2 separate regions of the Homo sapiens genome follow, and region 2 is linked to region 1. Evidence: chromatin loops called from intact Hi-C (ENCODE). Cell type or tissue: dorsolateral prefrontal cortex. All regions are shown on one strand. Links, peaks and the distances in the headings refer to the core of each region. The heading gives the core; the rest is flanking DNA. Region 1 overlaps LOC112268038 (a long non-coding RNA gene). Region 2 has its middle 77 kb from the start of SLC44A1.

Evidence for each region. Hi-C counts contacts between places; a loop is a spot of excess contacts. Peaks named below come from ENCODE experiments on the same cell type or tissue, not always from the same donor. Only the 100,000 strongest peaks of a DNase experiment are listed, where the experiment ranks them.
Region 2: a loop joins it to region 1, with 2.4 times the contacts of the local background. A loop is called at or near these places in 4 of 110 quality-filtered maps.

Annotation. Positions count from the first base shown.
Region 1 is chr9:105,214,458-105,219,842 of GRCh38, forward strand. The region is part of intron 2 of LOC112268038 (a long non-coding RNA gene); the gene reads right to left. Among named protein-coding and RNA genes, the nearest start is that of SLC44A1, 28 kb to the right of the region's middle. In dorsolateral prefrontal cortex, for the core only: no CTCF peak of the experiment used is centred there; a DNase peak (open chromatin) is centred at 2,214; H3K4me3 peaks cover 513 bases; H3K27ac peaks cover 1,311 bases.
Region 2 is chr9:105,164,549-105,169,933 of GRCh38, forward strand. No RefSeq gene overlaps it. Among named protein-coding and RNA genes, the nearest start is that of SLC44A1, 77 kb to the right of the region's middle. In dorsolateral prefrontal cortex, for the core only: no CTCF peak of the experiment used is centred there; no DNase peak of the experiment used is centred there.

The sequences.
Region 1 (5,385 bases), core at 305-5,304:
CCTCTTCTACATACTCTCCCTATAAGAGCACCTCTACACTCACATCTGAAAGATCATCTGTAGACTTTTTACTTCCAACCCACAGTCTCCATGTTAGAGATCTAGGTCTATAGTGAGCATAATCCATCCAGTAGCAGCCTGGTAGGTATCTCTTCTGATGTTCCATAGGCTACTGAAACTCAGGGAACTGATAATCTCCCTTTCCCCTCTAAAAACAAACTTATTCTTCCTCCTGTTTTTCATAGGATCCAAGCTGTTACCAAGGACAGAAACTCGGGGTCATCCTTGATACTTTTTTCTAACAATTTTTTCAACAAACGAATCAATCACCAAGTCCAGTAAATTCTACTTTATAAATATCTCTAGATTAGGGTCCTTCTCTCAATCCCTATTGCAATTACATTTTCCTCAGGCTTTCACTATCTCCATCTTGATTGCTCTATTAACCTCCTCACTCACTCATTTCTCTGTCTTATTGTACCACCCTCCAACTGTTCATTTCTGGATAGGATACATTTTAAAAATCCACTGGCCGGGCACGATGGCTCATGCCTGTAATCTCAGCACTTTGGGAGGCCTAGGCAGGTGGATCACCTGAGGTCAGGAGTTCAAGACCAGCCTGGCCAACATGGTGAAACCCCATCTCTACTAAAAATACAAAAATTAGCCAGGTGTTGTGGCAGACACCTGTAATCCCAGCTACTTGGGAGGCTGAGGCAGGAGAATTGCTTGAGCCCAGAAGGCAGAGGTTGTAGTGAGCCGAGGTCGCACCATTGCACTCCAGCCTGGGTGACAGCGCGAGACTCGGTCTCCAAAAAAAAAAAAAATCCACTGAGGTCAGACGCGATGGCTCACACCTGTAATCCCAAAACTTTGGGAGGCCTCGGCAGGCTTGTCACCTGAGGTCAGGAGTTTGAGACCAGCTTGTCCAACATGGCAAAACCGCATGTCTACTAAAAATACAAAAATTAGCTGGGCGTGGTGGCGGGTGCCTGTAATCCCAGCTACTCAGGAGGCTGAGGCAGGAGAATCACCTGAACCCAGGAGGCAGAGGCTGCAGTGAGCTGAGATCACACCACTGCACTCCAGCCTGGGTGACAAGACCAAGACTCTGTCTCAAAAGAAAAAAAAATCCATTGAATACCTACTATGTCCCCTGGACAATACGCTATGGGCAGAGATGAAAGATACAGCTTTTCCCCACAAGGTGCTCACAATGTAGTGAGGTGGAGAAATAAACAATTGAGGCCGGGCGCGGTGTCTCACACCTGCAATCTCAGCACTGTGGGAGGCCGAGGCGGGAGGATCACGAGTTCAGGAGATCGAGACCATCCTGATTAACACGGTGAAACCCCATCTCAAGTAAAAATACAAAAAATTAGCCCGGCATAGTAGCGGGCGCCTGTAGTTCCAGCTACTCGGGAGGCTGAGGCAGGAGAATGGCGTGAACCCGGGAGGCGGAGCTTGCAGTGAGCCAAGATCACGCCCCTGCACTCCAGCCTGGGTGACAGAGTGAGACTCCGTCTCAAAAAAAAAAAAAACTGAAACACTGACAGGTCAATACTTTGAGAACCCAGAAGATGGGCACGTAAACCAGGGAGATCTTTATAAGAGGCAAATTTAGTCATGCTTTCCACCAGCTTTAAATTCTTCCATGGTTCCCCAGTACCTTTAGATGAAGTTTAGAGTCCTCAAATGGCAAGCAAAGCCATTCAGATCTTTGAGACCCTCATCTCCTGCCTCAGTTGCCCTGTACTCTCATGCCTCTGCCTCTTCACATAGGCTAATCCTTCTGCCCAGAAAAACCTTTCTTCACAATCTTTCCATATACTCTTCACCTTTCAAAGCTCATAGCAAGAACCATGTCCTTGTGCAAGCCTTCCCTAACCTGCCAGCTTCTTCTGAGCTTCCTACTACCCTAATTTTATGACTGTATTCTAATGCTCTCTCTCCAAGTGCAAGGGGGATGCAGCATCTTACTCCCTTTGGAATCTCCAGCACTGGGTCAGGCACACCACGGAGCTGAGAGAAATTTTCAGCCATTTGCTCCTCTGCCTCACTCAAATCCCACAGCACAGGCACACACCCTGAATGGTGATTGTGTGCCTGGACTTTGAACAATCCCTGTGGCCTTGTCCTCCAGCCTTTATAAATTGTTGATTTCCATTGTCTAATCATCCTCTGACTTGTGGCTGCCCAAGCCCTGGGCACCATGCCCGTTTCTGCAAGCCTGCTGGTACCCTCAGCCTGCCTGTCATGTCACAGTGTGATAGAATAATTCTCCTTTTACCTGCCTTTACCCAGTGCCCTTTCTGTATCACAGTGTGGGGGTGGGTGTAGTGTGTTTGTACGTGTATGGGTGTGTGTGTGTGTGTGAGAGAGAGAGACAGAGACAGAGAGAGAAGGGATGTTGTGAGCCAAACTTCAGAGATAGTGTTCAGCTTCAGCCCAGATAGCAAACTCAACCTCTTCACGAATCTTCACAGATAATCATGCATACTAGACATTCATTAGCTTAGTATATCTTATGAGAATTTGTGCACTGACACAAAAGTTTCCATTGTGCAGCAGATACCTTTCTGCCAGTGTTGTGGTTGCATTCTTTCCCCCATCTCCCTGCCCTCCCCCTTCTTCACTGTCTCTTAGGAGCAATACAATTCCTCTCCTTGTCTCATGCAAAGCAGTTTAGCAAACATTTTTTTCTTGATGGAGAAGGCCCTTGAGACTTTACCTTCCACCCCAAATGTCATTTCAAAGTATTTTTTCTAATCAAATAAAGGGCTCTCCCTCAGACGGTTCTGGTAACCAACATTTTCTCCACCTCATTACTTGCAAGTCTTCACAGTTCCGCCATTTGGCTATGGCTAAAGTTCATCCCTCAGGCCCCAAACAAGAAGAGTTGACAATTAGTAGAGTACAGGGCTTACTCACAGGACACCATCTGTATTAGTCCATTCTCATACTGCTAATAAAGACATACCCAAGACTGGGTAATTTATAAAGAGGTTTAATTGACCCACAGTTTTGCATGGCTGGGGAGGCCTCAGGAAACTTACAATTATGGCAGAAGAGGAACCAAACACATCCTTCTTTACATGGTGGTAGGAGAAAGAAGAATGAGGGTTTTATAAGGGGGAAGGCCCTTATGAAACCATCAGATCTCGTGAGGACTTACTATCACGAGAATAGCACAGGGGAAACCATCCGCATAATTCAATTACCTCCCACTCTGTCCCTGCCATGACACAGGGGGATTTGGGAACTACAATTCAGCAAAATCCTGTCTCTACCCCCCAAAATATAAAAATTAGCTAGGTGTGATGGTGCATGCCTGTAGTCCAGCTACTCAGGAGGCTGAGGTGGGAGAATTGCTTCAGCCTGGGAAGTGGAGGTTGTAATGACCAGTGATCACATCACTGCTCTCTAGCCTGGGTGACAGACTGAGACTCCATCTCAAAAAAAAAAAAAAATTATCTCTCATTAAAATCCCTCAGGTGAGATTTTGATAAGGATTTCAAAGTACTGCATAGCCATCTTTGGAGTGTTAAGTCCTGATGAGAGAACTTCAAATCTAACTTATCTTCCCCAGGATATATATTAGAAGTCACTCGAGCACATATGTATCATGCCAAGTATTAAAAGTATTTGCAAATACAAGGCTGGGTGTGGTGGCTCATGCCTGTAATCCTAGCACTTTGGGAGCCTGAGACAAGCGGATCACCTGAGGTCAGGAGTTGGAGACCAGTCTGGCCAACACGGTAAAACCTCATCTCTACTAAAAATACAAAAATTATCTGGGCATGGTGGCATGTGCCTGTAATCCCAGCTACCCAGCAGGAGAATCGCTGGAACCTGGGAGGCAGAGGCTGCAGTGAGCTGAGTTTGCACCACTGCACTCCAGCCTGGGCGACAGACCGAGGCTCTGTCTCAAAAAAAAAAAAAAAAAAAAAAATCTTTTCAAATACAGACAATGTAACGTTAAAAAATATATATATATTCCATGATGGGACAGGAACTGTAGAGTTATAAGGAAAAAGTAAAAGTCCCCTTTTGGTAGTGGCAGTAGCAGGAATTCAAGTGGGAGAACACTAAGGGGAAAGGGGAGAATGCACAGGTGGGGTTGGAGTGTGGCAAAAGGTCCATTGATCATCTGGAACTTTCCTCTGCTTCAACATGAAATGACTTGTGTTTGTTTTTGTGTCAGAGGCTGTTCTATCATCAGTGGACTTGAAAGAACTAATTTCAGCTCTCTTTTTATAACGCCTCATTTTAGAAGGAATGGTTTCTTCTTCTGCTGTCAGCACAAATGTAAAAATTAGGAACGTATCTGATTGCACCTGTAGTTACCCACTTGCAGCCACAATTAGCCATAAGCACCATCTGAAAATGGCAAAAGCCATTAAGCATGCCTGCAATTAAGTAATTGTGGGCATCATTAGTTGCATCGTTAGTCACACGAGTAAGTTTTATGGTCACCACGGCTACCTCTTGATACCAAATTACCCACCCAACAAGGGAGCACTAGAGCAGCAAGCTGACCCCCCTTCCTTCTCCAATTTTGTGAAAATTGCATGCTTTTTTTCCAATTATTTCACACAAATGAATGGGGAATGTTTGGAAATACAAACTATGTCAAGCAAAAAAGAAATGGTCACCCTGGGTTCTGTGTGTAAATTGTTCATCTTTTATTGTTGTTGTCGTTGTTGTCATTTGACATACAACAAAGCAAAGTAAGCTATCTTTTTTTTTCTGGTAGAATAACTCACTTGTGGTATATAGGTGACAATATAATCTTTCACTTGTACATTTCTGTATATAGTTTATTTCACACCATAGTTATCATTTCCCAATTTGAATATCTGCTACAAATTTTCAACTAGAGAGCTTTACATCCTGTTAGAATTGAAATGTTTAGATCTTTTTCCCAGAGGATTTTAGTCTGGAAGGAAAATGGGCCCAGAGACCTAGGAAGATAGTCTGCCTAGAGAATGATGATCTGTGGAAATGTCATTGAGAAATGTATTCTTAATGAATCACTAGCCTGAGAATGAAACATAATGTTCTTCTAAATCCCAAGAAATAGATACTCATATAACAGATCAGAGTAGGGCAGAGAGATGCATACTTTAATTTATATTTATTTATATTGTATGTTCAAGGGACTTGATATGACAACAGATTAATCATCCTTTTCTAAGTAGCATGTTGCAGATTTACCCATCCCAGAGATGAGTAGCTAGGCCCTATCAATTCCATTTGAGAGTTTAGAAAGTATGGAATAGAATAAGTAGCTCACAGTCTCCCATCTGTCTATTGGCCTCATTTGCCGTTTGGAGAGAGGAAATATTCCATCAGACTTTCTGACCCTAGTAACCTTAGACAAAA
Region 2 (5,385 bases), core at 57-5,056, 50 kb before region 1:
ACAATACTGTCAATAAGTATTATTATGATCCCTATTTTATAGTTGAGAAAAACTGAGTCACAGAGAGACTGAGTAATTTATGCAATTTCTATAGCAGTTTACTAAGTCAAAACTGAATCTAAACCAGTCTGGCCCCTGAATGTGTGCAGTTCATCCATTGTGCCATTTTACCTTTATGCCCTCTGGGAATAATATAATAAATATCTAGTTAGATCTAAGCATTTTTCCCCATTTCTCTGACATCATTTAAAAAAAAATAAAACCTGGCTGGGCATGGTGGCTCATGCCTGGAATCCCAGCACTTTGGGAGGCCAAGGCGAGAGGATCACTTGAGGTCAGGAGCTTGAGACCAGCCTGGCCAACATGGTGAAACCCCATTTCTACTACAAATACAAAAATTAGCCAGGTGTGGTGGCACGTGCCTATGGTCCCGGCTACTTGAGAGGTTGAGGCACAAGAATTGCCTGAACCTGGGAGGCGGAGGTTGTAGTGAGCCAAGATCATGCCACTGCACTCCAGCCTGGGCGACAGAGTGAGACTCTGTCTCAAGAAAAACCAAGCCAGGCCGGGCACGGTGGCTCATGCCTGTAATTCCAGCACTTTGGGAGGCCGAGTTGGGTGGATCACAAGGTCAGGAGTTCAAGGCCAAGATGATGAAACCCCATCTCTACTAAAAATATAAAAATTAGCCAGGTGTGGTGGCGGATGCCTGTAATCCCAGCTACTCAGGAGGCTGAGGCAGAGAATTGCTTGAACCTGGGAGGCGGATGTTGCAGTGAGCCATGATCACACCACTGCACTCCAGTCTGGGCGACAGAGCAAGACTCCATCTCAAAAACAAACAAACAAAACAAAACAAAACAAACAGAAAACCCTACAAATACAGTTGAACCACCGTGTACTCCAACCGAATCCCATTCCCCTTCCTTCAGAGAGGTAACCACTGTCTTGAATTTGGAGTTTATTATTTTATGCATGTTGTTTAAATGTTTATTCAACAACATATAGTACTTTTTTGTATTTTAGAGCTTACATATAGCAGGAAGAGGGACATAATTGAAAAAAGGACATCAAATTCATAAAACAAGTTACTACTAATCACTAATATTCTGTTTCTTAACCTAGATGGTGTGGTGTGAGTATTCATTTAATGTTACTCTTTAAACTGCACATGTACTATCATTTTGTATTTTATACATACCATAATTTTAAGTTTTAAAGGAAGTTTAATATTCATATAAATAATATAATATTTTGTAAATGTTGAAAAAATTTAAATCCCTCATTGGCCTGGCTTGAATATGTTCCTACCCCTCAAGTCAATCACTGTGCCCAGAAGGGTGGATGCTTGTTAGCTAGATTAACTAACAAGCATCGTGTATCCATTCCTGTGGTCAGGGAGTGGGATTTATTATTCAAAGAAGGATAGGTTGGACAATGTTGGACAAACCAACAAATATAAAACAATGGCCATGGTGGGAGCCAGAAGTGTTGGAAAATATTAGAGAAGAAAAATGTCATCCAGACCCCCTTATTTAGAATGTCCATTACCTTCCCCACTGCTACCCAGATGGATATACTTTCTACCTGTCCCTTAAACATTAATTTTTAAATGAAAGCCAAGACTCTAAAAATTAGAAGAATAAAATAATCCAAACGAAGCTATTCTGGAAAAATAAAGAATGAAACTTCCCTCCCCATCACTTCACTCCCTCTACTCCACCCCAGACCACAGGGCAAGAGGATAGAGCCAGCCAGGCATAGTGGCTCATGCCTGTAATCCCAGCACTTTGGGAGGCCAAGGTGGGTGGATCACTTGAGGTCAGGAGTTTGAGACCAGCCTGGCCAACATGGTGGCCATCTCTACTAAATGGCCATCTCTACTAAAGTAGCCATGTGTGGTGTGTGCACACAAAAATTAGCCATGTGTGGTGGTGTGCGCCTGTAATCCCAGCAACTTGGGAGGCTGAGGCACAAGAATTGCTTGAACCTGGGAGGCAGAGGTTACAGTGAGACTCTGTCTAAAAAAAAAAAAAGAAAAGAAGAAGAGGATAGAACTTTGTTTATGCCCACACAAGCAAATTCAATGCTTTCACCTGGTCTTTGGGTAATCTTGGTAGTGGCCATCAGGTGGCATGTGGTTCTCTAATGGACCCAATTTATTATTTCTGGCAAGCTTGAGAAGAGACAAAGTCGTGAAAGCAGGAGGTGACTAATGAAAGACACTAATATTCCTCTACAAAATAATAAGAAAGATCAGCTCCACTGTGGGCAGTGGTGGATTTGCCAATCATGAAGCAGCTCATAAAACATGATACCCTTCTTTTTTGTAGGGTTGATCTGTACCTTGTTGCTTCCCCCAAAATGGAAGGAGATCAGGATGGTAAATATTTAAAGAAATAAACATATCTTAGGATGAGATCAAGAATAAGAACTGGTATTAAATGCCAAAGTACAATGCACCTCCCAATACTTTTCTCCAGAACTTAAGCTACCAATATAGTCACAGAAAGATCTGGACAACCATCATTCTTTTCCAATCCCATCTGATGCAAAGGCTTACTTTTGTGGCAAAGAATACAGAACGCATGCATTCTCAATTATCAGTTTAGGAAATGAGAAACCAACAGGTGCTCAGCCACCACGCTCATCACAGCAACACTTTTGCCCAAGCTCACTAATCATAGAAGTTCCTTCTCATCCCCTGGGAAGAATGAGTGAAGAAACACGAAAAATGCTCTACATGATTGTGGAGTAGAAATGTCTTCCCCTCTATAAAAACACAAGGATTGAGGAATAAATTGATCTCATCTCCCAAATCAACTGTAAATTTCTTAATATCAGGAAAATATGACTTATATTAACTTATGCATTGATCACAGTTCCCAGTGGAGAGCTGGGCATACAATAGACAATAAGCAAATTTGACGCAATTTGACCATTTGCATTAGTCAGGGGTCTCCAGAGAAACAGAACCAATAGGAGATAGTGTATTAGGCTGTTCTCACGTTGCTATAAGGACATAACCAAGACTGGGTAGTTTATAAAGGAAATAGGTTTAATTGACTCACAGTTTCAAAGGGCTTGGGAGGCCTCAGGAAACTTAAAATCATGGTGGAAGGGGAAGCAAGCACGTCCTTCTTCACATGGCAGCAGCAAGGAGAAGTGCTAAGCAAAAGTGGGAAAAGCCCGTTATAAAACCATCGGATCTTGTGAGAACTCACTCACTGCCACAAGAACAGCCTGAGGGTAATCGCCCACATGATTAAATTATCTCCTACTTGGTCTCTCCCATGACACGTGGGGATCACAATTCAAGATGAAATTTGGGTGGGAACACAGCAAACCATATCAGATAGTTGATAGATAGGATGGATGGATGGCTGGATAGATAGATAGATAATTATAAGTAATCGGCTCCCAGAATTTTGGGGGCTGAGAGCCCCAAAATCTGCAGTCCACAAGCTGGAGATGCAGATGAGCCGATGGTATAGTCCCAATCCAAGTCCAAAACCCTGAGAACAAGGAGACTCAATGCTTTAAGTATCTGTCTGAGTCTGAAGGCCTGAGAACTAGGAGAGTCAATGGTGTAAATACCAATCCAAAAGCCAGCAGGCTCAAGACCCAGGAAGAGCTGGTTTTTTAATTCAAGCCTGAAGACAGGAAAAGACTTATGTTCCAGCTCAAACAGTCAGGTAGGAGGAGCTCCCACTTCTTCAGACCTTTTGTCCTATTCAGGTCTTCAATTGATTAGGTGAGGCCCAGCAAATTAGGGATGGCAATCTGCTTTTTTTTTTTTTAGAGATCAGATCTCACTCTGTTACCCAGGCTAGAGTGCAAGTGGCATGATCATAGTTCACTGCAGCCTTGAACTCCCGGGCTCAAGTGATTCTCCCACCTTAGCCTCCTGAGTAGCTGGGGCTACAGGCACATGCCACCAAGCCCAAATAATTTTATTATTTTTTTAGAGACAGGATCTCACTATGTTGCCTAGGCTAGCCTTGAACTCCTGGCCCCAAGCAATCCTCCTGCTTCAGTTTCCCGAGTAGCTGGGATTAAGTCAAATGTTAATCTCATCCAAAAACACTCTCACAGACATGCCCAAAATAATGTTTGACCAAACACCTGGCTATCCTATGACCCAGTCAAGCTGACATGTAATTAATCATTACACTATTCTATACTCTGTGTGTATATGTGTGTGTGTGAGAGATGAAGACTAAATGTAATTTTAATGTATTCCAATTATACCTAATAGTTGAGCAGTGCTCTACAGTTTATAAAACATTTACATATACATTACCTCATTCAGTCTTCACAGCAGTCAGTATTATGAGTATGGAAAATGAGGCTCAAAGGGGTGGCATAACTTGTTCAAAGTCACACAGCTAATAAGAAGTAGAGTTGATACTTGATCCACGTGATCTGACTCAGATCCAATTCTGTCTGCATCATACCATAGCTGCTTTACTATTGCTATGTATTTGTTAAGCATTTTGACCTCCTTAAAGAAGAAAAGGCTGTTGCAAATGAAGTCTGCGGCAGCAGCTGTATCCCCAGCTGTCTGAAATGCCTCCACCAGGTTTGGCAACAGCTGTCTTAGCTTGACATCTCACTGGGCTTCTGTCAGAGCCCCACCTTAGGGAATGACAAGTTTAATAAAGAAAAATCCAACCTTCCCCCTGAACTCCTAGTTTTGCAGATGCAACTGACATCCGACAGGCTTGGAGGCCCTCACTGCAGGGAATGGTGTGACCCCAGCCTCCCAGCTCATAGATTATATGTTTGGCAGCTTTCTCTGCAATTGGTTGGCAACATTTGTGCCTTCTCCAGATCCTACTCCCTAGTCTCAATACTAATTTAGATGCAGTTCAAACAAACACTGAGTATTTCATATGTGCCAGGCACTGGGGATATATAAAAAGATGAGTAACACATCATTTCTGCCTCAGGGACACCCAAAGTCCTACAGAAGAGTTAGAAACTTTATATTGCCAGTATGTCTGTGGAGACAATACCATTACCATGGCAAATGGGCCCCTTTTGAACAGAGAAATTCTAAGGAGATTGCTCAAAAAGTTAAATACGGACTGGGTGCGGTGGCTCATGCCTGTAATCCCAGCACTTTGTGAGGCCAAGGTGGGCGGATCACGAGGTCAGGAGTTCAAGACCAGTCTGACCAACAGGGCGAAATCCCATCTCTACCAAAAATACAAAAAAATAGCTGGTCATGGTGCCGCGTGCCTGTGATCCCAACTACTTGGGAGGCTGAGGCACAAGAATCATTTGAACCCAAGAGGCGGAGGTTGCACTGAGCTAAGACCACACCACTGCACTCCAGCCTGGACTACAGAGTGAGACTCTGTCGCCAAAAAAAAAAAAAAA